Linked DNA regions of Mus musculus: region 2 is linked to region 1. Evidence: chromatin loops called from intact Hi-C (ENCODE). Cell type or tissue: left cerebral cortex. All regions are shown on one strand. Each heading gives the region's core, and the rest is flanking DNA. Links, peaks and the distances in the headings are about the cores only. Region 1 overlaps Mtss1 (MTSS I-BAR domain containing 1). Region 2 holds the start of Sqle (squalene epoxidase).

Evidence for each region. Hi-C counts contacts between places; a loop is a spot of excess contacts. Peaks named below come from ENCODE experiments on the same cell type or tissue, not always from the same donor. Only the 100,000 strongest peaks of a DNase experiment are listed, where the experiment ranks them.
Region 2: it touches region 1 in a loop (2.7-fold over the local background); 6 of 42 quality-filtered maps call a loop at or near these places.

What each region holds. Positions count from the first base shown.
Region 1 is chr15:58,966,748-58,981,988 of GRCm38, reverse strand. Mtss1 (MTSS I-BAR domain containing 1) reads left to right here. Exons shown (of 15, transcript NM_144800.2): 4 at 9,429-9,513; 5 at 10,921-11,012; 6 at 13,076-13,150. Among named protein-coding and RNA genes, the nearest start is that of Gm41330, 20 kb to the left of the region's middle. In left cerebral cortex, for the core only: CTCF peaks have their summits at 6,692 and 7,468 (motif pointing left); DNase peaks (open chromatin) are centred at 3,165, 5,269, 6,717 and 7,454; H3K27ac peaks cover 1,373 bases.
Region 2 is chr15:59,307,781-59,323,021 of GRCm38, reverse strand. Sqle (squalene epoxidase) reads right to left here and starts at 7,930. Exons shown (of 11, transcript NM_009270.3): 1 at 6,893-7,930; 2 at 4,974-5,226; 3 at 1,528-1,708; 4 at 90-186. The coding sequence starts at 7,177. It also overlaps the pseudogene Zfp572. In left cerebral cortex, for the core only: a CTCF peak has its summit at 8,093; DNase peaks (open chromatin) are centred at 7,014 and 8,065; H3K4me3 peaks cover 3,945 bases; H3K27ac peaks cover 1,326 bases.

The DNA.
Region 1 (15,241 bases), core at 3,123-11,122:
ACCTTGACAGAGCAGCAGAAGCCATTATGTTAGTGTGCTTGGTGTGTTTCCTCAGAGCACCAGGCCAGTCCATCCATCCCCCAGTCTCAGAGCTTCTGGTGGCTTCCTAGCCTATAAATGCTGGCGGAGCAATAGCCAGTTTTAAATTGTTCCCTGATAGTTGCCTTCCTCGTTTGCATCCAGTTAGAACAGGCTGCCGAGTGAGATGCAAGAGACAGAAGAGAAAGGAGAGCGAGACTCCTAGAAAAAAAATCAGCCTCTAAGTGTGCTCTGTGGAGTTTGTCCGGATCAGGGGTTAGGAGACATTTTAAGAAATGAAGGTTGGATTTTTCTACCCTCTAGGGTGGATCCACAGTAAACTTTGTAAACTCTAAATCACGAACAAATACATTTTAAAGGATTTATGTATTCAAGTGCGTGCATGTGTGTGTCTGTGCATGTGAGTGCAGGTGACCTTGGAGGCCAGAAGATCACCTGGAGATAGAGTTATAGGCAGTTGGGAGCCACCAGATATGGGTGCTGGGAACTGACCTCAGGTCTATAAGGTCAGTACTTGTCCTTAAGGCCTGGCAGTCTCTCCAACTCCTTGGTTGTAGTTCCTCCTCCTCTTCCTCCTCCTCCTCCTCCTCCTCCTCCTCCTCCTCCTCCTCCTCTTGCTACTCCTCCTCCTGAGATTGTCATATTGCAAACAGGACACTGCAATTTTAGTAAGCTAGGTGAGAGATGACAGAAGTTTACACACTCTAGCCCAGTTCAGAGTGTACAGAGGCCCCTAACAAGCAGTCACTTTTAGCCTGGAGTATGTGAATATCACCCGATGGGTAGGTTTGAGGTTTCAAGGGCTCATAATGTCACGGGATATGGATGTTTGAGCTAGTCACTGATCTTAAACTCCCTTCTCAATCACGCATCTTCCAGCTACCTTCTAAATGATCTATCTGATCTTACGGGCCATGAAGGCTGCCCGGGAGATAAGCCCGGAGCTGGCTACTGTCAGCCTCCCCGACAGTTACATTTTGGCAACTGAGAGAATGACATGTGGCCCATCTATCAGGCCACATCTGCTTCGCTGGCCAAGCAGGTGGCCTCCAGTCTCCCTTTCCTGGCTTCAGGAGGAGTCTTTCTCTGTGCCCATGTGGCAGAAGCTGACCGTGGCAGTGGGAGCAAATGTGGGGGTGCCTGCTGCACTTCCCGGGGAGACGTTCTCAGGGTTTTCCACTGGGGAGGCAGTATCTTGTTTGCTCTTCTCCTGGTTGTCCACAGTGTGAGTGTGCGCGTGACTCCATGCTTACATTGCTGTTCAACAGCAACAAAGAAAGCAGAATATTAGTCTTTGTGGCTGTCAGTACCACGCGTGCCAGAATCTTGTGCCTGTTGGTCCCAAGGCACCAGATGGTGGTGGGACTGTGTGGTTTTGTTTACCGAAAATTGTGAAGTGGGGAGACACTGAAGTAGGGGGCACACCAGTGTTTTCAAGAAATGCCATGCTGACCGTCCCCGATGTGCTGAGTGTACAGTACTGGTGCCCCTAGCCACCAGCTGGCTTCTCCTCCATTCACACTCAGCTGTGTACAGTTGCTGAATAAGTTTTTTTTTTTTTTTAAATAATAAAAAACAGGAAATTCCACAAGTGTGTGTCTTCCTTGAAGATTGACACGGCTCCTTAGGCTTACCATTGTGGTCAAGAGGAAGTAGCAGTTCCGGTGTGAGGGGCTGCAATGGCTTATTTTTGAAAACCTGTTTTAAGTTTTTTTTTTTTTGACCTAAGGAGCCTTTCTTTGTGAATTAAAAGACACAGTCATGTGACTTAGATGCTCATTTCCTTGGCACCAGACCCTATTTGATGCAGGAACATTCTAGAGTATTTTCAGGGCTGACCTGGGCATTGGGCACTCTGCAGTCAATGACTCACGGATGCCTGCTTCTGCTGAGAGGAGCCTGGTCTACGGTAGAGGACCCGTGTGATAATGTAGAGCACTAGAAGCAGGTTCGTTCTTCCTTTCCCCTCTCCGGCATCAAGGGCACCAGGTGATCATTCGCCCAGTTTTGCACCTAGCCATCACAAGGATAAAAGACAAAGCGCAGGTGAATCCCGAAGAAACAACTTGATACTCGCTTGCTCGTAAAATCACGAGTGGACACTTTGACCTTTAATAAAAATGCTGGTCCCCTGATAGGAAACCAGAGAAGACCCTCTGGAAAACTTGGAGCAGTTTCCCCAAGTATAGAAACCTCCCTGAAAGAGAAAGTCTTCCTCCACACCGGGAGCTGCCCCACAAGCTCAAGCAGGAGTGTGGTGCTAGGGTGGCAGGCAACTGCCGGGTCTGTTGCTACCCTGTACATTCTGGTCTCAGAGTCACCGTGACAATCCATCACTGTCCATCTGCGGGGAGAAGACGTTTGTTGTCTGACTGGGGGGCTGTCTCACTCCTGTAGCACAGTAGTCCGGTTAAGGTGCATTTCCTGATGCTGTTTCGTGGTCACTCTGGCTTTTGCCGGGGAGAGGGGTCACTTAGCGTGGTTTGGAGGTCATCGGGGTGCTTTATAGAGCTGCTGGCAGGCGTGCATACCCCCGCTGAGATCTGGCTGGGCCAGGTAGCCCTCAGAGAGCCGTTATTTGGAAGCCTTTGCTCTCTCTGGTCATTCTCGCCTATTGCCTTTAGATTTTGCTCTGTGTAGGCAGAGCAGGCCCTCGGCTCGCTGCAGGTGTGAGAATGGAGGTCAGGCTCACTGTCATGTGCCTTTCTCATTTACTCTCATCAAAACGAAAGACACCCACAGGAGATGAGGAGACTGGGGGAAGAAGGTGACTCCCAGCCTCAGGGTTGAACCTGGGGACTAGTCTTCGAATGGGTTTATGCACATGTGAGTGCGTGAGTGCATGGATATGTGCCTAGAGGTGTTTGAGCCGAGGTGAGAGCCGGCCTCCAGCCGTCCCCTCAGGTGGCGGGTGGCAGATGGTGTACCCAGCCATGCCCTCCAGAGAGGCAGCTGATGCACTCGAGGTAGCCTCTGTTGTGCAACATTGCGCAAAGCTTCCGCCAAGGTGACAGGATACCCGAAATGTGGAGTCTTCGGTGCTCTCTGAGAAATGGGCCTGTGTGTGAGAGAGATCAGAGTATCACAACCTGCCAGGCCATTGCAGAACTGAGACCTGTGTGTCCCACGATGGTCTCAGCATTCATCTCGGTAGGAGCTTCCCTTATCCTTGTTGCTGGGAAGGAAGCTGGTGATGTAATCGCTTGGAGCTCCGCAATATAAAAATGAACAGCCAAGGAGATGCAGAGCCGGGGTTCTCATGGGGCTGGGTGAGGGCCGTTGCCTGCCCTGTCGGAGGGCAGGGCAGGAGGATTAAGGTGGCCTAGAATAGGTTGACTATGACAGCTTTGGATGCTGTCAGACAATCTCGGTGAATGAATGGCTGTCAGGGACTCTTTTTCCAGTGGGCACAGCAGATAATGTGGCCTGAAGGAACGATTCTGACTTTCTTAGGAACCAACCCCACCTGTCCATTTCCCTTCCTAGACGCCCAGGTTTTCCAGCTCCTTGGAGAAGAGTAATATCACATGCAGGGGGAGACAGGCTGCTTACAGATCTGCTGGTGCCTTCTAATGGACATGCAGCAGCCTGACCAGAGCTAATTGCCCCGTCTTCCTCCTTCTGAGGGCTTGGCCCTGCATAATTGGCCCTGGTGTGGCTATGGTTCCTTACTCTCTCTATAAAATACACTATTGCCACCTTTTGTGCACTTGAGGCTTTGCTAGTGTGTCTCAGCTTCTCCCACCTGAGTTGCAAGCCCAACAAAGAGTCCCCAAACTCCCAAACCTGTATGTGCCAGTTGTACGACTGTTGTTCAGTAGCTGGCATGCAAGATACAGAAGTCTTGGGAGGATGGTGTAAAGATCAAGATTTGCTTCTTCGACAAGATAAGTGGAGTGTTCAGAAAGATATGATTAGATCAAGTTCCTTTCGGAAACATTTGCCATCAAAGTATGCATGAGGTAATACTTGAAGGGGGATGAGTGGTCCGAGGGCACAGCTCAGCAGCAGAGAGCTTAAAAAGCATACATGAGGGCCAGGGGTTCTATTACACACACACACACACACACACACACACACACACACACACACACACACACACACACAGGGGAGAGGCACAGAAAAGGTGTAAAAGTTTACATTACTCCAGATGTTTTGTAAGAAACACAAATTAGAAGTTATAGCTGATATTAGGGTGTGAGAGAGTCTGAATAACATTGAAACACCAGTAGTCAGCATACTGCCTTAAAGAATACAGCTGTCAGCATTTGAATGGAAACAAGTCAGACCCTTGTGGATGCCATCCCACCTAGTGGGAGGGAGGGGCTCTGAAGCGCATCATCCTTCTGTAGTGAGTCTCTTCTGACTTAGATCCTGCCCACCATGGACTCCTGTGTCCCTTTCATGATTGTTCGGTCTTTCCCCGTATTTTGTTCTGCATTACATCAGCAGTAGAGAATGCCGGCCATGTGCTTTTAAGTCCGTGTTTCTTTAATGACAAGTGGATCGTTTGCTTCATTGCAGGATGCGCGTTACCTTGCTTCCGTTCTTTTGCTGGCTTACTGGCTTCCATGGCTTTGGTGGTGACAGATTATGGGATGGACACTTCAGGCTGTCTAGGGGGAGGCGGGCGAGTACACCTATCATCTCATGGAGAGACCCAGGGCTTGGTGAAACATCCCCTTAATGCTCAGAGCATAAGAGTGAGCATTTAGAAGAGTGACCGTTTAGAACTGGGAATGCTTACGTACACATGAAAAGCCCTGAGCGATTCCCAGACTGATGGGGTCCCAACATTTGTGAAGTGGATGCAAGATTAGGAGTTCAAGGTCACCCTTGATTACTTAGCAAGCTTGAGTCTAGCCTAGGCTACAAAAGATGATGTTTTAAAAGAAAAGATGGGTGGGAGACTGCTCTGAGCTGTAAACAATAATCCTGTCCAGAGGAGAGAGATTGTGCCCTGCAGAGCTGCCCTGTGCCGAGTCCCGCTTCTGGGAGGTTCCTGAGACTATCATTCTCCCGTCCAGCAGGCTCCTAATTAGCCTTCCAACCGCAGGAGCCTCTGGCAGGACAGCCACAACACACAGTAACTTACACTTTGGCCAGAGCACTTCCTAATTCTATTCCTCAGCTCTTCCCAGAATCCAGCCTGACAAACCCGCTTTCAGTCTGTGCCTGCCACCTGCCCACACTGCAGGCCCAGGCCTCCTGCCCATACAGCCCCTGCTGTGCTGGGGGATGGAGCCGCCTGCAAATGAGGCAGCTTGGAGGGATGCGACAATGCCACTTGATAGACAGCCACCTTCCTAGTGGCCTTAGCCACGTGGGCTACTGTTTAGAGGAAGGAACAGTGGTTCCTGGCCTTTGCCCTCCGGGCTTCCTTCCCACCCTCTGAGAAGAAGTCATAAACAATTTGTATTCTGTCCGTGATGCTAAATGCCCCTCTTTGTCCTCAGTGGGGATGTTTGCCACTTGTCATAGCCGGAAGAAGTCTCCTGATAATCAGTCAAACAAAGAAGGGTTTGGGTCTCTGTTCTGTTCGGCTGCTGTGTGGCTTATTAGCAAGCCCAGCTGAGGTGCATTGAAGGTGCCTTCATCCTAGGGTTGCTCTGTGTGTGTGTGTGTGTGTGTGTGAGAGAGAGAGAGAGAGAGAGAGAGAGAGAGAGAGAGAGAGAGAGAATTTGAGTTTAAGTTCGTATGTGTGAGTGTGTGCCTTGGTCTGTTGTGGGTGTGGTGGCACTGCTTTTAATCCCCTCTAAGGATAAGGAGCTCATTGGTCAGCCTCCTGGTTCAGTGAAAGACCTTATGTCAAAAAATTAAAAAAAAATAATACAGAAAACAAATTGAGAAAGATGCAAGTCTCTTGTGTTCACACACGTATCCCTAAGGAATAAAGCAAACAAACAAACAAACAACCCAAATGAATTGTTGGTCCAGCCTCCAAATAACAAATATTCCCTCATTCAAGAAGTAAGGTCTTGTCCACCCTTGCAGGGTGGCCAGGTGTCTAAACCAGCCATGTGTAATGCCATAAATCCTCCCATTGTCAGGTTGGCCCTCTTCCAGATGTCTCCTCTGACTCTGTAGCTCCAGCCAGTTTCCTCCAATTCAAACCTGCTGAGGTCAGGAAAGCATCAGCTGTTGCTAAGCACTTAACAGAAAGGTCTGTTTTTAGGGTGACCCACACATGCCAGTATCAGCAACACTGGGTTATGGGGTCCATAGGGAATGTCCTCTGCCTCCTGCCCCTGTGCCAGTTACACAGATACTGCTGGTAGGAAGTTTTCTTAATGTCTTTTCATTTCCTGGCCTCTCTGTGGCTCCCTGTGCTGAGGCACAGTGGTGGGCACAGGCGTTACGTTCAGAAACTGCATGGAATCGGCCCATAGCTTGATTGCTTCTGTTAGGCACTGAAATAGTAGGACAGAAAAGATGGAAAAATGGAGCGCAGGGCCTGGCTGTCAGCACGGTCCTTTCCAACCCCTCATCTCTCCTCAAGGACACGGAAGTGGCAGTGGCGGTTGGCCCTGAGGAAGAGAGTCACACCACCTGGCTCTCTGCACTCCCATTTAGCACCTCGTAGACTTCTAGACTCAAGAACCAAACTCTCAGAGCCGGCTGAACAAACACCACCCCCTACAGTAGCTGTTAGATGAGGACTTCGGGCGTCCTCTGGGCCCTGCCGTCTTTTTAGTTGTCGACTATCTGAAGTATCACATAGCTGACTACAGCTGAATGCACATACCCGGACGATTCCTCCTGCTTCAGTGGCATTAACTAATCCTGTAACCTTGGGCAGGTTGTTTAAAGTACTTACTTCTCCCGTCTCCGAAATGGGCACCGCAGTGTTGTCAACACAACTGAGAATATTGTGAGGACTGACTGATTTAATATGTGAAAAGTACTTAGACGCTCTAAGCAGCACCCAAGTGACACATAATTCTATTTTTAAATAGCTGTATCCTATTCGGTTGGGTGTCTGTGCCCCACGGTTCATTTAACTAGATGATTATAATGGGATTTGTGAGGTGGTAAACATTTCCATCATTGTCCTCCCAGGTAAGGATTCGCCGTTTTTCTTCATTATTTCCTCAGATTAAGTTCTTAGTATATGAGTTGCTGGGTCCAGGAGAGGATGCTATTTTTAGGGCCTTTCTTGATAGCTGCTGATTTCCCCCCAGGAAAGCCTTAGTCTGCCTTCCTTGCAGCGGGGAATAAGCGGGCCAATATCCTGTGTAGTCACGTTATTAACTTTTAATCAAATGAAGGAGCAGGGAAAAGAGATCTTTTCCTGGGGGATAAAGCGGTCCTCATTCCTCACCTTTGTTCACAAGGAATAAAAAAAAAAAAAAAAAAAACACGCTAAAAACAGGCAGATAGGAAGACAGCTGGAGTATGTGAGAATAGCGCCCTCTCGTGGTAATCCCTGGGAAGGCACAAACACTTTGTAGAATGCCAGGTGGTTTTGTTTGTTTGTTTGTATTTTTGTCTGTTTTTTTTTTTTCCCCGGGGGTGCGGTAGGGTGGAGTGGGGATGGGTGACGGGTTGAATGTATCTGACACTGGACTTGAACTTGCTATATAGTTGAAGAAGACTGAATTTTTGACTCTCTAGCATCTATCTCTTGAGTGTGAGGAGTATAGGTGTGTGCTACTATGGTCGTTTCATGGCGCCCAAATGTGTCATAACATGCTAGGCAAGCACTTTCCTGACCGGCCTCCATCCTCAGCAACCCAAGGCACTAGTTAGATGTCAGACCAGCCTTGGGTTCACATTTGGGTTTTTTGCTGCAGCTTTTACAGCAACGGTTAGCAGGGAAGTGTAACTTTTATTCTTCTGGGAAAATCTGGAGGTAATTTTCAGTACTCAAGTCTGAGTATTGGATGGGGGTCCTGCTACTGACTCTGTGTGGGCCCAGACCTACATGTTGTTGACTGAATGGACTGGGTGAGCTCCCTGAAAATGTAGCCTCGTGTGTGTGTGTGTGTGTGTGTGTGTGTGTGAACAGTGTCTCACTATGTCTTCCTGGCAAGTCCAGAGCTTGCTGTGTAGACCAGGCTGGCCTGCAGCTCACAGGATCTGCTGCCCTCTGCCTCCAAAGTGGAAATGCTACCCATTCATTCATTCATTCATTCATTCAGATTTGGTTAGCCCCAGCTGGCTTTGAACTCACAGTGGCTGTGGTGGCTTTGAACCCCTTGCCTCTGCCTCCCGGGCTCTTTGAGTGAATGACTTGTGCCGCCGTGCTCAGCCGAACTATTACTACTTAGTAGTCACTACTTTACCGTCATTTGCTTGTCATGAGCTCAGAGCTTGCAGAATAAAATGGAAACCGAGGGGGGCTGAACCAACAGACAAACATTTCTGTAGAGAAGATAGAACAACATGTAGCATGTGTCATGTCATGGGTGTACACATATAATGTCATGGATTTTCATAAGAGTGGTTTCCCCTCCCTGGTGATTTGGTTAATTGTGTCTTAAGTTCCTGTGGCTTTCTCTTGCTGCCCAGAGAATAGTGTTTTATTTGACACTTACCCAGTTTCACAAGCTTTGCATGTGTGTTTTCCTAACATCATTGACTGTGCCTTCCAGGGTCCTTATGCAATTCTGATCTGAGGTTACAATCCATTCTCCACACATCCCAATAGATTCTGATTCAAGAATTTTTCCAGAAGTGGGGAGGGACAGAAGGCCTTAAAAACTAATCTGGGGAAGGGTGCGGTGCGCCCGAAGGGAAGGCATGCAGAGAATCTTGGGAAAATCAAAACATGCCTTAGCTCCCTCCCACACGTGTGGAACTCTAAGATCTAGGTCACCAGTGTCCAATGAGAAAATATACCATGACTTTATATTACCCTAGAATTGCACGGACCCTGAAATAATGAACCACAGTGGTCCTTAGCTCTTCCAAAACAGCTTTGAGGGTCGTTTGGGCAGATGGGGTGGGATGGGGTCAGGGATTTTTGGTCATCTTTCATGAACAATAATTGTGAGTGTGTGCGTGCATGTGTGCGTTAGACAAAATCTCCAGGAGTCCTTTTCCTCCACCATGTGTTGAATTCAGGTCACTGGCCTTGATTTCTGACTCACAACCAAAAGTACAAAATGAACGGGGACTCTCAGAATAGGAAACATTACATAGGACTGTAGTACACACACCACGTGACATCGTGTGTTTGCATATGCACACATGTGCAATGGGAAGTTCTGAAGGCAGCATCTCAGGTTGGCGACGTCACGTGAGTGTGCTTGGTCTTGGACTCGTGTGTTTGCATATGCACACATGTGCAATGGGAAGTTCTGAAGGCAGCATCTTAGGTTGGTGGCGTCACGTGAGTGTGCTTGGTTTGGGACTCCTGCTGATCTGGGCCTCCTTTGCTTTGCCAGGTGGTACCCGGGAGATCGGCTCAGCTCTCACCAGAATGTGCATGCGGCACCGGAGCATCGAGGCCAAGCTGAGGCAGTTCTCCAGGTGACGAGCATCCCCTGCCCTGTCCCAGAGGGTTAGGTTAGGGACGCGGTGATGTGGCATGCTCCCCTTTACAGCACCAGTCTCCCAGTAGTGTTTAAGCCCTTACAACCCATTCTTTCCCCTGCTGTTCAGTCAGCTGCTGTGTGCTAGGGATGGCTCCAGTACTGGGTCTCAGTGAAGAACTATTTATTAGTCCAGCCCCTGCCCTCGGGAGCCTGCCCTTGCCTTCAGATTTTTCACATGCCCCTCCCGGGTCTCCTTACTGCCCACCAGTCATGGAGATTTACACACTGCTGAGGCTCCCTTCTCACAGAAGCCTCTGGAAGGAATGAGATCCGCTTTCCCCACTGCCCTGTCCCCCAGGCTAATTACAGAGCCCCCAAGAGGGAGTGGTACCTCAGAGCCCTCTTCCAGTTTTTAGGCCCCCAGAATACAGCGGAATGGCAAGAGCTGGCTCCGTGACTTGGAGTCAGATGGCCCTCGTGTCCCAAGCAGATCAGCATAATTGTTCCGCCATTCTCTCTTGGAAGGGCTGCACAGCGTACACAGGCGCACCCAGATAACTCCTCCCTGCCATCAGTTAGAAGCTGGCACTTGCAGCTTGAGGCTGTTCCTGGTCTCTTCCATCTTTCTCTGTGTCCAGGTTGCACAGTTACTTCATCTTTATAACTTCAGGTCCAGAGTGCCCAGCAGCACCCTGGAGTCTTTAAAAGAGATATTAATGTTTTCCCTACTCCCTGAATTTTAGAAGGCAAAAGTTAAGCTCCTATGTCTCTGTCTCTTGATGGTTTCCATTTCGATGGTTTCCATTTCGCGGCCTGAGGGGCGACCCCAGCTTCCTGTAACCTGGCTTTTAATGTGGGCTGGAAGACAGCAGAGTAGATAAGGGGAGAGGCCACTCTAGCTTGGCACGCTTATGTCGTTTCTGAGTGGTGGTTTTTATATTTAATTTAATTTAATTTTTAAATTTGAGACAGGGTCTCAGTAGATAATCTCTGGCTGGCCTGGAACTCACTGTGTGGACCAGGTTGGCCTGGACTTCACAGAGATCCATCTGCCTGTGTTTTCCCAGTTTCTAGGATTAATGGTATATACAGCCAGCTTATATTTATAGCTCTCTACTAGTCATTAAAAGTATCCCGAGACCCAGGCCATTCATTCTGAGGCTGGCACTTCTGAGTCAGTGGCGGTTCCTTGTGCTACCATTACTTCCTTCAAGGAAATGGTTTAAGTATGTCTTGACCGCTAAGTGTAAATCCTTTGGGACGTCTTGCCGGGTGATCCAGGCTGGCCTTGAACTGCAAACCCTTCTGTTTCATCCCTGAAGTGCTAGAATTGGTGGAGTGTGTATCTGGAGAACAGAAAGGACCTGTTTAATCTCTCCTGTTCTTTATCTTTTGGCAAAAGTGCTTTGATCGATTGCCTGATAAACCCACTGCAAGAACAAATGGAGGAATGGAAGAAAGTGGCCAACCAGCTGGACAAGGACCACGCAAAAGGTACAGCATGGGCCCTGGAGCACGGTGGCTGTGAGTGTTGCTGGGGCAGGTGCCACAGGCCTGGCAGTCACGACTGCCTTATTCCACCTTGACTTTGGATGCTCAGTTGATGAGAGTCTCTAGGGGACACGCGTTCCCTCGTGCGAGGAGCCACGTTCCTGGAGAACTTCAGCGAGCTTCCGTGGAGCATTTTGACGAAAGAACGTTGTAAAATAGCAAAGGCTGTATGCACTGAGGAGTTACAGTTGTGAGCCGCCATGTTGCTTGCCCTCTTCTGAGGTTCACCACATGTGCTCAGCCATGGTTTCATTTGTTATCTACACGTGGAGAAAGAATCGATAGTTTACATTTAATTAGTTCAGTAAATACACAGCAATGCTAACTGCGAAGGGGACATGAAAGCGATATGCCGAGCTTGTTCAGGAGCGATTTCTTTTTTTTCTGAGCCCCGTCACAGAGAGAAAGCAGCGAAGGCTTCTACTTGACCTGCGCTTTCTACAGTAAGACAGAATCCCTTGATGGACACTCAGTACTCATACACTTCTGTCCATCCCAAGCGCATGCAGAGAAACCTAGATCGGCTCCTGATTTTCTTAATGTTCCCAACGAAACAGAGACAGCGTGGGCCTGAGGACACATTTAGGTCCTTTGTCAGTCTCTGTGTATCTGTGAGGTGGCCTCTTGTCTGGACAGGCCACAAGGGATCCAAATGCCAACCTTTTCAGGCATGGGGAGACGGAACCTCCTTTACTTCACCATCAGTGGTCATGTATGCTACCCGTCCCCTGCATGTCAGGGTGTGTGGAAGAGACCAGGGCACCAGCACTGTCCTTGGGGACGTGGACATTGCAGGGAGGTGCATGGGGTGAGGGCACAGAGAAGCCAGAGTTCCATGATGGTGCAGGCGAGTACACGTAGGTTCAGGAATTAGAAAACAAGGTGCCGTTTGAAGGGGACCCTGTCTCATTGCAGTAAATGCTGGGCAGTGGGGAGGGGAGCCAGAGAGGGAGGAAGCCATTCAGAGAGTCAGGGAAGGTGGGAGAAACAGAAAGCCACCAGAAGAAGAGCGCTCCCTGCATGGGCTTCCTGTTCCACCAAGAGGAATTACAGGCATACTCGTGAGTGTGTGTATGTGTGTGTGCGCATATGCGTGTGCACACCCATGCCCGTGGGTACACTCAAGAATGCTAGAGTCAATGCCAGTCATCTTCCTCAATAGTTGTCCACCTATTTTGGAGAAAGGTTCTTTTTTCTTTTCTTTTTTCTTTCTTTTAAAGATTTATTTATTTATTATATATAAGTACCCTGTAGCTGTCTTCAGACACACCAGAAGAGGGCATCAGATCTCATTACAGATGGTTGTGAGCCATCATGTGGTTGCTGGGATTTGAACTCAGGACCTTCAGAAGAGCAGTCGGTGCTCTTAACCGCTGAGTCATCTCTCTTTTCACTGTAGCAGAGTTTGTGGTTTCAGCCAGGCTGGTCATCAGTGAGCGCCAGGGAGCCACTGACTCCTCCCAGGCGCCCTGGGTTACTGGTGCTCAGGGACACACCTGGCTTTTTACTTCTTGTGGGTGCTGCGGATCAAAACTCAGGTCCTAATGCGTACACGGCAAGCGCTTTATCCACTGAGGCATCTCCCCTGCCCATGTGCGTGTGCTTGGACGTGAAAGTGACGTGGATGGAATTGGGCTCTAGGCAAACTCGTCTTCTTGCCCTGGCTTGTCTATGCCGACAGTAAATGCATCTCAGGATCCCCAGTGCTTTGGGGAAGCAGGTAACACTGGCAAGATGATCTTTCCCAAATTCTAATGGATATAGTGTGATTTTTTTTTTTTAATTAAAACAATCCCCAATGGCATATTTTCTTGGTGTCGGCAGACAGGGAAAAGCTTCGGTGTGTTTAGCTGTCTGTCACGTAAACATCTCCTTTGTCGTGAAATGTCACCGTGACTTTTATCATGTGTGTATTTGCAGCAGGCTGTTGGCAGGGTGAGAGTATGCTTTCTAGGATAAAGATTGAGCAGGGTGGTAAAATTATTTACTATTCTGCTTTCTCTTAGAATATAAGAAAGCTCGACAAGAGATAAAAAAGAAGTCCTCTGACACGCTGAAGCTGCAGAAGAAGGCAAAAAAAGGTAACGGAAGGGTCTGCGTCAGTGTCGTGACTTGGAGAGTAAGCGCAAGTGTGCAGATGTGTGACGTCTCTGAACCCGGAGCTGTGTGCTCCCTGGGCCTTAGATATCGAGGGCCTGGAGGAAGGATGGGAGCAAGCCCCACCTACCTGGACTTGACCTCTTTTTTTAAAGAGTACTTTATTATTTTATGTGTATTGGCGACTTGCTTTCAATGTACATCTGTGCACCACGTGTATACATAGTATCCATGGAGACCAGAAGAATGCATTAGACCCCCCCCCCCCCCAGAACTGCAGTTATAGACAGTTGTAAGCTGCCATGTCAGTGCTGGGAATCGAACCCAGCACCTCTGGGAGAGCAGCCAGTGCGTGTAACTGCTGAGCCATCTCCAATTGCTGCACTTAAGTTCTTAAAGTGCAGGACCTGGATGAGTGTTAAGCCCTTGGTTAAATCTTTGTCTTTACCCCACATCTGTCTTCAAAACCAGGCAGGTTCTCACATACTGTACTCTATAATAATAATAGAGAAAGTTCATGGAAGCCCTGGGATGGTGCAGAGGAGCCGTTATGCAGATTCTCTATGGTCATTGTCAGGAAGTGATGTCCTCCTCTTCCCCTGTCTTATAGCCTGTAGTCTCTGACATCCAGTCTCCCGAGTGCATGAGCAGTGACTGGGGTGGAGCCTAGAGTATTTTTTAATGTGTTCATGAGGGTAGCATGCAAGGATTCACCACCATTAGCAACATAGCAACATTTCCTGGAGTCTGAAAATACGGGGAAATCTCCTTTGAGTAGAAGAAAGCAGCAATTCTTGTTAGCTTTTAGAAAATATATATATATTTTTTTATGTATATTGATGTTTTGACTGCATGGATGCGTGTGTGCAGGCATTGAATCCCCAGGAACAGGAGTTACAGGCAGTTGTGAGCCACCATGTGAGTGCTGGGGATTGAACCCTGGTCCTCTGGAAGAGCAGTCAATGCTCTTAACCACTGAGCCAGCTCTCCAGCCCGCCCCCTTTAATTTGTTGTATCTCAACTGATAAAACGGGGTTCTTCTGACAGGCTGCTCTATGAGCAGGTGATAATGAGCTTAAGGATTGTTCAAAGCAACTTTTGTAGGGAGAGAACCCCAGCCCCCCAATTTGCCCTCAATAAGCCGTGATTGGTTGGAATGAAAAGCAAACCTACTTCAAGAGGTGAGACGGTGGAGAATAGTGGAGGTTGCAGACAAAGCTTTGTAGACTTTGACTTTAAAAAAAAAAACCTGACCCCTTCCCTTCAATTCTCACAAATACCCTATGCTGTTTCAAGGTGAATACCGTAGCATTTTCAGAGACACGAATATCTTCTGTCCTTCTTGGCTGCTGTAGTTTCTCTGGGATATGTGTTGAGGGGCTTGTGTGTGTCTACTTCATGTTCTCTCTCACTAGGGCACCTGGGAGCTCGCATCTGACAAGTAATAGGGCTTAGAGCCTGTATTATCTTCATGGGTCTACAATAGTCCATCACTCTGAGGCCCCCTGGAAGAGCAGACTGTCCGCCTGGTTGACATCTGGGCAGCTCTGAAAGAGGAATGATAACCAGCTTGAGGAGGCTGTCTAGGTGCAATTCTTAGGCTTAGAGAAGGTTTGGGGGCCTATTGAAAAGGATACATGAGAAAATAGCTGATTCCCCTCATCTCATATAAGTTCCCTTGTCAGAGGCCTCAAGTCCCTGGATATAGAGACCATCCATTTTATCTAAGCTCTACATTGAGGTGAGAGGGTTTCTCCTGCCTCTCAAAGTCCCTGGCATTGTCCAATTAGCAGCATTTGGACCTCGGGGTGCAGCCTGATGGCTTGGTCACAGTGTACCATTAAAGGAAGCTGTGGCAATTAGACCTGCCTGGTTGCCGGTGCAGGCTGCCTAGACACTAATGAGCTGCACATCCAGGCTACAGAGGATGACTCGAGACTCAGGATGCTGGCTGCACCAAACATGAAATGCGCCCGGCCTTGGGGCTTGGGAATAATTGGCATCGGATGGTGAGGTTTCTTGGGGCATTTGAGCCTGAGGCTGAGAAAGCGGGGGCTATGATCCTGGGGTTCTGA
Region 2 (15,241 bases), core at 4,078-12,077, 340 kb before region 1:
AAACACAAGGTAATGAAGAATTTTAAAGGGGCAGGAAAAGAGCCCATCTGCAACAATGGGAAGAGATGACGTTTTTTACCAACTCTCACCTTGGTGTCCCCAGTCTCCTTGTCCTTGTATTGCACGCCGATTACAGCATCATCTTCCTCTAGTAACTGAAGCACAACACCTTCTATAAACTTTACACTAAAGGATGAACAGAAACACATGGCTGGAGTAGCACACTTGAGCTGTGAAAGTCCCTACACAGACAGTTTAGGGATGTGACAGGCTGACCACGCTCCAGTGGACATCCTCCTACCCATGAGTATATAAGTAGCACAGTTGCACTCAGTAAGACATATAAAAAAAAAAAAAAAAAATCAAACCGGGCAGAGGGAGGAGATAAGGCCATGGTGGGGTAGATCTGACAAGAATTAGGATTAAAAAAAGATAAAAATACAATTATGCATGTATGAAATTTTGAAAAAATAGTTATGTTTTTTAAAAATAAGATGGCATATGGCAAATGTGAAAAGTAGTCATATCCATCAGAGGATCAACAGTTTTCATCTTTATACACGCATCCATCTATCTGAGGCCTTTCCCACCCTGCTTCCATGAACACCGGACATTTCAGCCCCAAGGAAAAGTCCACTGACTTTTACTTTGTCAACACGTGGGTTTGTGTCAACATGAGTGCTCTCATATTTAAAACTTCCGTAATTATTGTTAAAGGACGAGAGGCTAATACACAATTAATAATCAAGACAAGTAGCCAATCCTGTCAGACTACGTCCTCAGGGTAAGTGGAACAGGGATTTCTTCTTGTCTTCTGTTCTCTCTAGAAAAGGTGTAACAACCACAAACACAAGACTCAAATGGGCACACATGGGCACATGCCTTAGGTTACAGCACTTACACAGCCCTCTAAATTCCAATTAAATGATCATCGCCTAGTTCTCACTTAAAGTAAAACAGTTTTTACACAGACACTGAACATATTTTACTTATAGGTTCTTTATCATGCCTATGCCATTTGGACCATAACAAAAATTTTCATGAATACTGATGTAATTTCCCTTGCGTAAAACATTTTCTTTCTATTTGTGCGTGCTTGTGTACAGATGTCTGAGGAAGGCAGAGGAGAGCATTTGATCCTCTCAAACTGGAGCTACAGAGGGTTGTGAGCAATCTGATGTGGGTGCTAAGAATCAAACTCCAGGCTCTGCAAGAACAGAAAGCCGGGCTAGAGAGATGGCTCAGTGGTTAAGAGCACTGACTGCTCTTCCAGACGTCATGAGTTCAATTCCCAGCAACCACATGGTGGCTCACAACCATCTGTAATGGGATCTGATGCCCTCTTCTGGTGTGTCTGAAAACAACTGTTGTGTACTCACATACATAAAATAAGTAAATAAATCTTTAAAAGAAGTTTGGCTTTTTAAAAAGAAGAAAAAAAGAAAAGAAAGTCCTCTTAGCCACTAATCCTCACAGGAGGACCCAGGTTTGAGCCTTCAGCATTATGTATTAAAGCTGTGGTCTTACTTGGGCTCTGCCATAGCTGCTTTCCGGAGACTCATGATGAATCGGCCATGGTGAAAAGCAATTCCACTCTGCACTTGGTTGGTTTCTGACAGTGGGTACGGAATTTGAACTTCAGATCTGCTTTCATAGTCATGAACTATGTAGCCATGTATATGATGGGCATTGAGACCTTCTACTGTATCTGCAGAAAAGTTCAATTCAAACAGTTTTATTAGTATGCTGAGAATTACCAAGGAAAAGACACAGTGCAACTGAGGCTCCGCTCTACAAAGCTGTAAGACCAGCTGGGGACCTGAACTGGTACCGCGATTACACAAATCTTAGAAGGTTTGTACAAGACAAACCCACAGATACACTTCAGGTTAACAGCACAGTCATTCATATCTGTGACCGCTTGACAGGAAATCAGCCACAACCCTGTCCTGAGTGAATCTGCTGTCCATTAAGATACAGAAAACATGCGGGCCTTCTTACCATGTGCCCCAATGTAGAAACAAGTATATTTGCCACAGGAAGGGGGTGGAGGAGAAAAAAAGGAAGGAAGGGAAAAGAGAAAACACAATACTGTTAAAACTACTTTAAAGGTCCCAATCTATACATAAAAATTCAGTGTATTGGGCTGGTGAGATGGCTCAGTGGGTAAGAGCACCCGACTGCTCTTCCAAAGGTCCAGAGTTCAAATCCCAGCAACCACATGGTGGCTCACAACCATCTGTAACAAGATCTGACTCCCTTTTCTGGAGTGTCTGAAGACAGTTACAGTGTACTTACATATAATAATAAATAAATCTTTAAAAAAAAAATTCAGTGTATGACAAAGTAGCTTTCCCCAACCAATGAGGACATTTCCTAACTGCTAATGGTTCCCAGTGTATATGAACACTGATTCATGATACACTATAGAGTAATTTTAGTATATCAAACAGAAAAGCAAAAAGCAGAGTATGCATTGGGCTTGTGTAAAAATGGCGTTTTTACCTTTAAGACACTATAAGTAGTAACAAAAGTACAAGGCAAAAGAGGACATTTTTAAAGAACCAATTAAAAATCTGAAAATTTAAAAATCAATGGCAATTAGTGTTTTAGGAAAAATATCAGAGGAAACAAAGTATTACCATTACACATAACACTTACAAAGGAAAAGCGTTAAGACAGAGTAAGTAATGAGCAGCAAGTGTAGCAATGATCCATAGGAAGCTATACAGAGTCCGTCATCAAACCAGAACATGTCTGGCGTGGCGGCACATGCCTTCAAATTCCCTCTGGGGCGTGGGGACAAAGCTGGGGGTTTGTTCCAGCATCAAGATAAACTCCTAGTTTACTATGTATCTGTATTTTACATGTATGCGTGTTTTTCCTCCAGGTATGTACGTTTGTCCTGTGTGTGGCTCAAGAGCAAGAAGTCACTTTGCTTCTTTCATGGCCCACTGGTCTCCCATTGCCTCACTGACCTCTGTACTTTCATGGCCCAGAGCTCCGTCCCAGGCTTCCTGGCAGCAGTTAGCCTCTGCAAGTCCTACTGGCCTTGCCTTTCTCACACCTGACACCTGATTCATCAGCAGACTTTCACGCCTGCACTACTTTGACTGCAGTCCAAGTCATCAGCTGTTACTGATCCTCCAATAGCATCTGGATAACCTCCTCCTGGCTCGGCCCTAACCCATGGTCTTCTCTCTACTCAGGCTATACTCTCAGATTGTCTTCTTGATTACCCTTTTAAAACATGAAACTTCCCAGGGGCTTCCCCTCACTCCCTAGGAGCCCCCTTCTTTAGCTGGCTTTTCCTCCATCGACAACAGGAAGGTCCAGCAGGCTTGGTGGCTCTTCACAGAAAGCGAAAGCTAGGCCCAGACTTTGTCCTCTCCTGGTCTCTCCAAGGCTCACTTCCCTCCACTTCTTTGCTGAGGTAACTTCTCTGAGGTAACTTCTCACCACTGAAAACAATCCCCACTCCCCGACTCCCTAGCCCACGCTTTCTGATTTTACGCTAGCCTCTACAATCTTCATATATTTCATCTACTTTTAAAAAAAAATGTTTGTCCTTTAGCACATCCTCTTTAACATCCACTGGGATGTAGCCTCAGAAAGTGGGACGAAGGCCACCTGTCAGTGTTTTCAGTCTTTGTTGAAGGACCACTCTCAGCCAGCCTCTGTGGTGATTAAAGTCGGTCTCCAGGCAACAAAACCCTGAGCTCGCCCTACCTGTCTCCTGTCTCCTCTTGCCTGATAACAATGGGGATGCCATTTCAGGAGAAAGAATATGTGCTTATTTTTATACTTATCACTGACATATAACAGTTGTTATGTGTTTATAAGGCATAATGTGATAGTTGAACTCATGTACCTTGACAATACAATTATGGAACTCAGCAAATCTATCCCCTTAAAAAATGTATTTGTCCAGATGGAGAAATGGCTCAGCATTTAAGATCACTTGACTGCTCTTCCAGAGGACCTGAGTTCAATTCCCAGCAACTACATGGTGGCTCACAACCATCTGTAATGGGATCTGATGCCCTCTTCTGGTGTGTCTGAAGACAGTGACAGTGTACTCACATAAATAAATCTTTAAAATACATATATATATTTGTCACTCTCAGCCACATCATCAGCTTCTCCCTACTTTATCATACATGGCCATAAAAATATTCTTGTATCAAATGAATCTCCGCTGTCCTCATATTCACCCTCTCTGTTTTCCACCATTAAAAATGTTTCTCAGCCGGGCATGGTAGCACACGCCTTTAATCCCAGCACTTGGGAGGCAGAGGCAGGCAGATTTCGGAGTTCAAGGCCAGCCTGGTCTACAGAGTGAGTTCCAGGACAGCCAAGGCAACACAGAAAAACCCTGTCTCGAAAAACCAAAAACAAACAAACAAATGTTTCTCAGCAGAGGTCTCAGCTGGCTGATCAGAGGACCACAGTTCAATGTTCCCTATCAGTACATTCCAGGGCACCCACCAACCTCTTCTGACCTCCTCCAGATGGGGCTCACCTTACAGCTAAGGACCTTCTGTGCTACTTCTCAAGGATGCCTGTCTTAATCACTAGTCCATCTTGGTACTTACTCAGCAGAACACCTCGCTCAAAGACAGCAGTAAATAAGTATTTCCTAAATGAATGGAAGACGTACTTAAGACCGGCGGGAACAGCATCCCCCAGGAGTGTGTTCCACACCATGTAAATGACAGTTCTGGTTACTGAGCTGAGCGTCTTCATTGCTGCCGTGACGGTTTAGGGCATTTCACTATCTCACTCTGTCTGGGTAGCCTCTTCTCACACAATGATACGGCTCTTTCCTCCTCCGCTCTCATTGTCACAGAAAGTTTTTAGTTCATGTAAAGCTTATTATAAGGAAGGGAGGGAGAGAGGGTGGGTGGGAGGCCAGAACAGTCCAGAGTGAAGAGCGAGTATTTACACAACTCCTCAACACCAAATGAGCCTACCTCCAAGGCCCAGCTCCTGGAGAACACGGTAGCCTCCTGGCTGCAGCAGCTCCCCAACTATCCTGTCGGGCTCTTTTAAATCTCTCTCGATGACCGTCACCTTTCTTCCATCTCTGGAGAGAACTGCTGCCAAGGCAGATCCAAGCACACCAGATCCCACGATGATCACTTCCGGGTCCGTCACGAACGAGGTCGACACTGAGGTAGCTGCTCCTGTTAATGTCGTTTCTGAAAGACCGATTTCTTTTCTGCACTGTTTAACAAAAATGATTATCATTCTTCCAAATCTGTCGACATAAACCATTAACTCGCACATAAACACACCCGACTTTTACACCTTGAGCAAAAGCTAGACTCCCCTCCCCCCACAAACATGAGTAAATCATATCCATGGTATATTTTTAAGTCCAAACCATATATAATCAGGATCAAAATACTGACTAAAAAAAAATGTATATAGCCCAATAAAATATACATATTCCTTTTTCTGGACACAGTAGTTAGAAAATGTTATATGGACATATTTGGAAATCCACATGAGGCCTAACCCTGTGCATATCTACAGTGAGATTCGAATACAGAACCAGGACCAATCCTATAACTGAACTACTCAACTCTACACTGAGCAGCTACAGGTGCAGGCCTCCCACAACTTGTGACTGTCCACGTACACAGCGGTGAGCACTGAGCAGAACTCATGCCAGCAGCTGGCTCTCTGGTTTCCAGGTAAGGAGAAAGCCTGAAGCAGTCCCAAAATGAAACCAGTCGAGCATCCTCCCTACCCCCAACAGAGAATGCCATCTTTAGACTAGTGTCAACAGCTTAGTTACTTATTAGATGGTTGAGCACCGGCCATTCTGCAAACATGAACTTACTTCATTCCCTGAGTACCAGCGACGGTGGTACCACCCTCATCTAAGCTAACAGGAACCTGATTTTGACAGAAATCAAACCATCCCCAAAGTATTACAGCAACAAGTGGCAGAACTAAACTAAAACTCTGAACCAAGTTCTTTTCTTCTACCACCTTTGCTAATTTGTACTATGGACTTTATTAAAGAAAGCAGACCCCAAAGTCTATACTGCTAGGTGGGTAACTCATCCTGGCCACTCTCTCTCATGCACACTGGACACCCAGCTTCAGCATCACAGCAATGTCCCTTCTTGCACGGCTGTGTACTGCAATGTAGTTCCCAAACATTATTTATTCTTACTTTTGTAGAAATCAAGCATTGTTACTCTATCTTTCCAACGCTCTTAAGGGAAAAGTTCACATATCCCTGGCTAGTAGGTCCTACGTGATCTGACTTGCCGCCCTGTTCCTCTCTCATCACCTACCACTGGCCCCATCATTCCCTCGAAGTAATTAATGGCACCACAAATATTTAAAGATCCAGTCTCTAACGTAAGCCTGTCATTCAGCTCTGACTCAACTTAGGAGCGGACTGCGCTGACTAATTGCTTCAATAGATAGTGGGGGACGGATTTCTGCCCAAAACTTTAAAGTGTTAGGCATCTTTATTGCTTTTCAAATTGCTGTCACTTTCCACTGTCTGCCATCACATTTATAAGTAGCCTTACCTGCCACACAAATTCTCCCTTGTCAGGAACAAAAATCATCCTTACCCAGGGATTTTAAATTAAAAGCCACAGTGAGTCTGTCTCCCAAATGAAATTCTAACATTTCCTACCAAAATCAACACCCAATCCCTGAGGTTCACACAACAAATGCTTTTCATCTTCCCTAAGAGCACAGCCACAACACAGTCCAGAACTTTAAGAAACGCAATCAAATGAGAACACTGACGCTTCTAAGCCACCACTTTCGTGACTTTTAAAGAAACCATAAACTTCAGTGACCTCGATCTGAAGTTTAAAATACGATCCCATTCATTTGCCCACTGTGGCATCAGGCATACCTTCTTGGACTCCAGCTGTTCTTTCTTTTCTGATTCAGGTGACTTGGCCCAGAAGAAGCCAATAAGAGGCAAAGCAGAGAGAATATCCGAGAAGGCAGCGAACTGGGCGCCGCTCTGATGGCGGCCAAGGAGGCCCCCGTGTCGATGGCGACAGCGGTAGGAGAGCACCAGGCCCAGCGACAGGAACACCAGCACGCACAGCAGGAGCTCCTTGTTGGCCAGGGTGACATCCCCGCATTTCTTATAAAAATAGGTGAAGGTAGCAATGCCAAGAAAAGTCCACATGGCTCAAAAGGCTTCTTTGGTGGCACCAGCCAAGGCTGAGGATTTTGTGTTTTGGGGGTCTCTTGGGGGGGTCTTTTTTCCTCGGAAGGTCTTCAGTGATTAAAATGTCCCCAAAATGTAGTTCTCAAAGGGGTTCGGGGCAACCGGTCGAACTTCTTCCAATAAATAGTTTCAGGATCACGAGTCAGATGTGATCAATTTTTGAAATCATTGAGAGTGCAAATGTATCTTAAGTTGTCCAGATCTTAAAAGGCAGCATTTAAAGCCTGCCTACCCCAACGGCTCCTGATTACACACTTCTTCATTCAGCCAACTGATGGACACGGGCCTCTCTATTGGGCTGAGGGGTGCGAATGTGGCTGTATACTTCGATGTCCGCTCGCCTGGCTGTAAACGGTCTTTTGTCACCAGCAGCAGGTGCTCGGTAGGAAGGAGTCGGGAGCGTAGAAGGATCTGGGTGCTGGGAAAGCTGCCCTTAGCAACACTGCCCCGGCAGCCTTCTCCAACAAAAGATGGCCACGGCGTCCCGAAGCGCGGCGGCAGCCTGGCAGCTCAGCCCTCCCTTGGAGATTCCTCCTCAAGCAAGCCCCGAAGTCACGGCCGGGAACCTGTCCGACCGACACTTGCCTTCCTCGAGAGTGAATGGCTGTCTCGGATGAGCGTCCTTCAGAGCGAGGCGAAGGCTCCTGCCCGCCGGGTCCCCAGCATCCCTCGCGGACAGTAACCAGAGTAACCGCTGCGCGCCCCGCTCGCAACCCGGCCCCACGCGCTTCAGCCGCCCGGCGGGCTCGGCCCAGCCCAGGGACCGGGAGGCGGGGCTCCGGCCCGGCACCGCCCCTTGAGCGGACCCCGCCTCCCACGCCGTCCGAACCAATGAGAGCGCGCACCGCGCGGTAGGCTGAGATGGCGCTATAGAGCGTTTGTCCAATGGCGGGCGGCGCACTCCGCGCGGCGCCAGTCGCAGAGGCGCTAGGGCGATGTTGCGTGGTGCGGGGCGGGTGCGTGGGGTGGGCGCGGGGCCGGTGGGTGAATGGGGCGGTGCCCGCTCGGCCTGGCCGCCGCGGGGTCCTCAGGCCCCACCTGCGGAGGGTGGAGCTCGCTCTGGAGGAACTCTTGGTGGCTCCTGGTGGCTCAAACGCAAGAGAGCTACAGGAGTCATCCGGGCGGACTGGATGATCACGGGCTAGAAAGGCGAGGAGGACGTGACACGCCGGCGAACCTGCCATAATTAGTGGACGAGGACTAAAGAAAATGAGAGAAGTCAGTAGGTGGAGATGGATCACGCCTTTAATCCCAGAACTCGGGATGCAAGAGGATCTCTGTGAGTTTGAGGCCAGCTTGATCTGCATAGCGTGTTCCAGACCAGTCAGAGATACACAGTGAAATCCTTCTCGGGTTAAAGAAAGAATGAGAAAGGAAAAAAAAAAAAAATGTCCTAATCAACAGCAATCCCAAAACTGTTTAATAAGATCATTTTATGTTTTAAGCACTATGCCAGAGCGTTGCAAACATTCATTCAACCCTTACAGCAGTCTTGCAAGAATGGCATTACCTTTCTGTTACAGAAGTAACCGAGCAGTTTATCTGCCGTCGTTCATGAGACTAACAACATCATTTTATACTATCCACAGCTACTGTCATGTAACCGAATTTCAGACTCGACAGTACCATTTAATTATCAAGCTTTCGTTGAGTTCTTAGTTATCTATGGTTTAGGTCTCACCCTAAACACTTCTCAGATATCTTTATTAGTTTCTGCGATTTTTTTTTAAGTCATTCAAACAGGTACAGTTGTTTAACCCGTTTATCCTTTAATAATGAAAGAAGTAAGTCTCACAGAACTGTATCCTACCAACCCTTTGCAGCAGGCACAGCCAACTCTATCTAGCTCCACATTTCTTCCTTCCTTTCGATTTGTTTACTTATGTATTTTGTCTACATGTATGGCTGCACTTTAGAAGAAGGCACTGGATCCCATGGGACTACAGTAACAGTTGTAAGCAGCCATTCGAGCACTAGGACTTGAACTGTGGACCTCTCATAGAAGCCATTGCTCTTAACAGCTGAGTCATCTCTCTGGCCCTAACACCACATTCCTAATGAGGGTCTCTCCATGTTCCTAAGTCCAACCAACAATAAGCTGAAATTCTAGGCAACTTAAATGAGTCTTAACCTTGCCAAATGTCTCCCACCTTTGGGCACTAGTAGGAGAAAATGAGATGTATCTAATACTCTCAAAAAGCAGCATTTGCACAGAACATAGGATGAGATCTTGGTGGTCAGTTCCACATGTCAGGCATACAAAGAGGCAAACTAAAACTGTCACTCCTGAAGCTAAGGAATTGTGTCCGAAGGTAAAACACGGAATTAACTCAGGGAAAAGACTGTCCACATTGAAAAACAGAACTCAGGATCCTTCTTGTTATTCTGATTTTGGCCAAGACAATGCAACCATTACTAGATAATCCACTTAATCGGACATAGATTAGAACATAACAGTCATTGATTATCAATCGCATGACTCAATGCTTTAAAGCTCTATCCCACTTCCACACTATTTTAATTCTTTTGGGCAAACAAAACATCAGGCTACAGTCACAGTATTGGGAAGTATCTATGAGCCTGTCAGGAATGGTGCTCTAGAAAGAACTTGAATGACAAAATAGCCACTATTCAAATGCTGCTCTTCAGAACCCAACAAGTAGCTGGTGCAACAAAGGGAATGGGTCTGAAGATTCATCTTGTCTGAGTCAGTATTTGACATGTATGATTTGAGCCTGTAGTACAGGCACAGCGGTTCTACATGCTACGAACAATTTTAGTGAGTGAAGTGTTTAAAATGAATCTTCCTTTTTAGACACAGAAAACATTCAAGAAATCACAGTATTTGCTTAAAAGTATGCTTTCCTTGGGTAAACCCACAAAACCAGTAAGGATCTATCTTCATTTGCTAAAACAAAATATGGTAATTCAATTGCAACCATAATTCCCAATTTCATGTCTTTTTGTTTAGTCATGAGTACTCTATATTTTCCTTTGAAGCTATTCTTATATTCTTATCTCACCTTGAGTTTATATATATGAGTGTGTGTTTGTGTGTGTGTATATATATATATATACATATGTGTGTATATGTATATGTATATATAATTGGTTTTTTTGGGACAGTCTTTCTCTAAGTAGACCTGGCATTCAGAGATCTGCCTATCTCTGCCTTGGGATTAAAGGCAGACACCACCACTACTTCCTGGCTTTGATTTTTTTTTTTTTAAGATTTGTTTGGGGCTGGTGAGATGGCTCAGTGGGTAAGAGCACCTGACTGTTCTTCCGAAGGTCAGGAGTTCAAATCCCACCAACCACATGGTGGCTCACAACCATCCATAACGAGATCTGACTCCCTCTTCTGGAGTGTCTGAGGACAGCCACAGTGTACTTACATATAATAAATAAATAAAAACAAAGGAAAAAAAAAGATTTGTTTGTTTGTTTCTTGTGTATATGTGTATATAGAGTGTTCTACCTGCATATATTCCTGTATGCCAGAAGAGGACACCATATCTCATTTAGATGGTTATGAGTTACCATGTGGTTACTGGGAATTGAACTCAGGACCTCTGGGAGAGCAGCCAGTGCTCTTAATCTCTGAATCAACTCTCCAGCCACTTAACTTGTTGTCGTTGTTGTTAATGGTAATAATGTCTACCTTTTATTCAACATTAGTGGTGTCCCTCCCTCATGATTTCATACCAAGATGATCTGGGTCTTCCCATGCATTAATTTGGGACGTTGACTTTTTCTAGATCTTTTGGCAAACACAACAAAGACACTTCAGAGAGCAACGAGCATAGAGCACCTTCATTTTAACAGTCTAATAAGGAGAAAAAGGAAAAGAATAAACCCCAGCAGGCTCTGGGACTTGAGAATAATTTTGAGGCCAAAAATGAAAGGATCGGGACCATTTCCCATGAATATTGGGGGGGGGGGTCCATTCATGAAGAATATGCCCCACTTTCAGAGGCTGGGGAGACCTGGATGTGTATTTTGCAGTGCTAACTAGGGTAAGCATTTCCGCTGAGGCGTCTCTCACAGTCTGGACCTTTGTAAGCTTTCTCTCCTCCATGGATTCTCTGCTACCCGATCAGATTGGACCTTTGACTGGAGGGCTCACCACAGTGGAGAGAGAGACACTTACAAGGTTTCTCTCCCGAGTATGTCCTCTGATGAGTCACCAGGGTGGAGCTCTGACTGAATATTTTCCACCTAGTAAGGCTTTTCTCCAGTGTGTGTTCTCTGGTGTCTAAGAAGGTGAGAGCTAAGGCCAAAACCCTTTCCAATCAGGACAGTTACAAGGCCTCTCTCCTGTGTGAGTTCTCTCGTGGACAGTAAAGTGGGAAGTATTGCTGAAGCTTTTCCCACACTCGACACACGGGACGGGCTTCTCCCCTGAGTGTTTCAGTGCTGAGTCAGGTGGGAACTGTTAGAAAAGGATTTCCCACACTCAGAACATTTATATGGTTTTTCCTGAGTGTGTCTTCTGGTGCATATGGAGGTGAGAATCATTGCTGAAATGTTTCCAGCATTTACAACACTCGTAGGGCTTCTCTCCAAAAGATGAATTCCACTGGGCAGAGGTGTTGACATGGTCTTTGGAACTCCATCCTCCATGGTGAGGTCCCCACTCCTCCACTATAGAGTCTTTCCATTTCTCTGTCTCTCCATCATTCTCGTAAGAATCATGACAACAGATCTCATCTCCATGAGACCATATCAGACGCACTCTTCTGTATCGTCATGCTTAGGATTCCTTGGCCCACGTCTTTTAGACCATTTTGGAGCTTTCTCTTGAAGTTTATCAGCCTTGGGTGTTCTCCTTTGAACGGTCCCTAAATTATCCTTAGTTTCATCTCCTGCAAGAATTTTAAAAAAATAATAATAAATCTAACCGTAGTCTATCTTATCTTTCCTGACAAGGAAGTTCTGAACTGAAATGAGAATGAGTAACAATGGAAAGCCTCCTCATGCATTATTAGAAAGTCTCTGTGTGTGTGTGTGTGTCCCTTTGGTTTCTGCTGCTATGATAAATGTCAGGACCACTTGAGGAAAGAGTTGACTTCATCTTCCATTACTAAAGGAAGTCAGGGCAGGAACTCGAGGCAGGAACAGAAAGACTGTGGGGGAGTGCTTTTTACTGGCTTGCTCCCCCCCCCCCAGCTTGCTTAGCCTGCTTTTTTATATCATCCAGGGCCATCGGCCCAGGGTGCCACTCCCCACAACAGGCTTGGCCCTCCCACGTGAATCCCTGGTTGAGGAAATGTACCACAGACCAATGTGATAGAGGCATTTCCTCAATCGAGGCTCCCTCTTCTCAGACAACTCTAGCTTCTGTCAAATTGACGAATAAAAACTAACCAAGGTGGTCACTCTTACTCCTGAGTGCTCAGTCTTGTTTTCACTGCATATGACAGCCCACTGAGGTCCCTTTTTTCCCGTTTAAACCTCAAATAAAGCTTAGCACATTTGTCTGTAGGTTGGTATTGTCCTTGGGATTTGCATATTCAAAAACTCAGTTTATGTGGTGGATGAGAACATGGAATCCACTAGTGAACACACAGATTTAAAAGTAAGACTAGTTTTAAAACATTTCTATAGGGGCTGAAGAGATGGCTCAGTGGTTAAAAGAGCATAATGTTTTTGTTTTGTTTTGTTTTGTTTTGTTTTGTTTTTAAGAATTATTTATTTTGCCGGGCAGTGGTGGCACACGCCTTTAATCCCAGCACTTGGGAGGCAGAGGCAGGTGGATTTCTGAGTTCGAGGCCAGCCTGGTCTACAAAGTGAGTTCCAGGACAGCCATGGCTATACAGAGAAACCCTGTCTCGAAAAACCAAACCAAAAAAAAAAAAAAAAAAAAAGAGGGTTCCTAAGCCATGCATGGAAAATATTAATATTCATTCTATCTTTGAAACTTCATCCTCAGGCTTTAGTTCAGCAATAACGATAATAAATAGCAACTACATTATCATTATAAATTCTTTTTTTTTCTTTTCTTTTTTGTTATTTGTTTTTTCGAGACAGGGTTTCTCTATAGCCCTGGCTGTCCTGGAACTCACTTTGTAGACCAGGCTGGCCTCAAACTCAGAAATCCGCCTGCCTCTGCCTCCCGAGTGCTGGGATTAAATGCGTGCGCCACCACGCCTAAATTCTTTAAAAAAACAAAACAAAACTTTTTTAGTTGTGGGACTGGAGAGATGGGTTAGCAATGCGGAGCACTGGCTGCTCTTCCCGAGGACACAGGTTCAGTTCTCAGCACCCACAAGGTGACGCACTACATTGGCAACTCCAGTTCAAGCGATCTAATACCCTCTTCTGTCCTCCATGGCACTGCGCAGACTTACGTGCAGGCAAAACACTAACACATAAAATAAGCATAAATCTCATTTTTTGGTCTTAGTTATAATAGGAATAGGAAACCAACTCTTTTTTTTTTAATTCTTTTTTTTAAAAGATTTATTTATTATTATACCTAGTACACTGTAGCTGTCTTCAGATGCATCAGAAGAGAGCATCAGATCTCATTAGGGATGGTTGTGAGCCATCACGTGGTTGCTGGGATTGGTGCTCTTAACCACTGAGCCATCTTTCCAGCCCGGAAACCAACTCTTAATTCTGAACATTTGCATCTAGGATAAGACTTCCTGAAGAGCATGCTTCTCATTTCTATTATTTTGTTGTGATGGTTGGAAGGGAGGTGAGAGAATAAACTTAACAAATCACACTCACTGTGACCACTGGTGTTTTCCACAGGGCTGTCAATCCTTAGCCTGCTGTGGTCACTGTGGTGGAGCAAGGGTCAGAGCTGTTGGCTTCAGATTCAAATGTCACCAAGTGGGAGAGTTTAAAACGCCTGATTACAGGTGAGGGGTCAAGATGATCTGAAACCTTAGGAAACCTGTTATAAAATGTGCCAGATACTGTATGGGGAAAAACAGTGTTCAAAGGGGCCGGAGAGATGGCTCAGCGGTTAGGAGCACTGCCTGCACTTCCAGAGGTCCTGAGTTCAATTCTCAGCAACCACATGGTGGCTCACAACCATCTGTAATGGGGTCTGATGCCCTTTCTGGTGTGTCTGAAGAAAGCTACAGTGTGCTCATATACATAAAATAAATAATTCTTTTGTTTGTTTGTTTTTTTGAGATAGGGTTTCTCTGTATAGCCGTGGCTGTCCTGGAACTCACTTTGTAGACCAGGCTGGCCTCGAACTCAGAAATCCACCTGCCTCTGCCTCCCAAGTGCTGGGATTAAAGGCGTGTGCCACCACTCCCGGCTTGGGAACCCTCTTAATTGAAGATGGCAACATGCTTTTTTAGGAAGAGCGGAATAAGACATAAAGGCATAACGGAATCCATCTGCAAGTGCAAAAAGCAGCTAACGTAAAGGACCTTGTTTAGGGTCAATTGGTTGTTGACAGGAAAAAAGCTTTTGACAGGGAAAAAAAGTCATTTTCAAAAAGAACACTTATATAACCCTTCCAACCCGCCCCATCACTCCTAGATTCCACATTATGCATGTCAACCTAAACTGTCTCTGGAGCTAACAACAATGTGGTCATCCCTTGCCACGAGGTCACAGAATCCATTTCAGTACATAACAAACAGCATGATAGGAGGACATAGACCCCTGAAAGGATACACAAAGGCATCCATGCACAGTGTTAATTCTTGCCCCTACTGCTGCTTGTGCATCCCAAGCCATAAGTCACGTCTTCCTAATTCTCTGATCAGCCTAAGATGTATAAACAATTTTAGATTTTTATCTACACTATCTTATGGGTGGCTTGAGTGTGGCCAAGGTATTAAGGGATTTCCCAAGGCCACACAACCAGAAAGTGGTAGTGCAGGCTCGAGGCTCCAGCTGATTGGACGCTGCCTTTCACACCATATATTCCAACAAACCAAAGCAGGAAGTAGCCCTTGAGCGTTAATTTCCAAGTGCAAATAATCCTCAGAGTACCTGCATCAACTGTGGTTTTATGCATTTCCAAACCTTAAGACCCAGTGAGCCAACAAG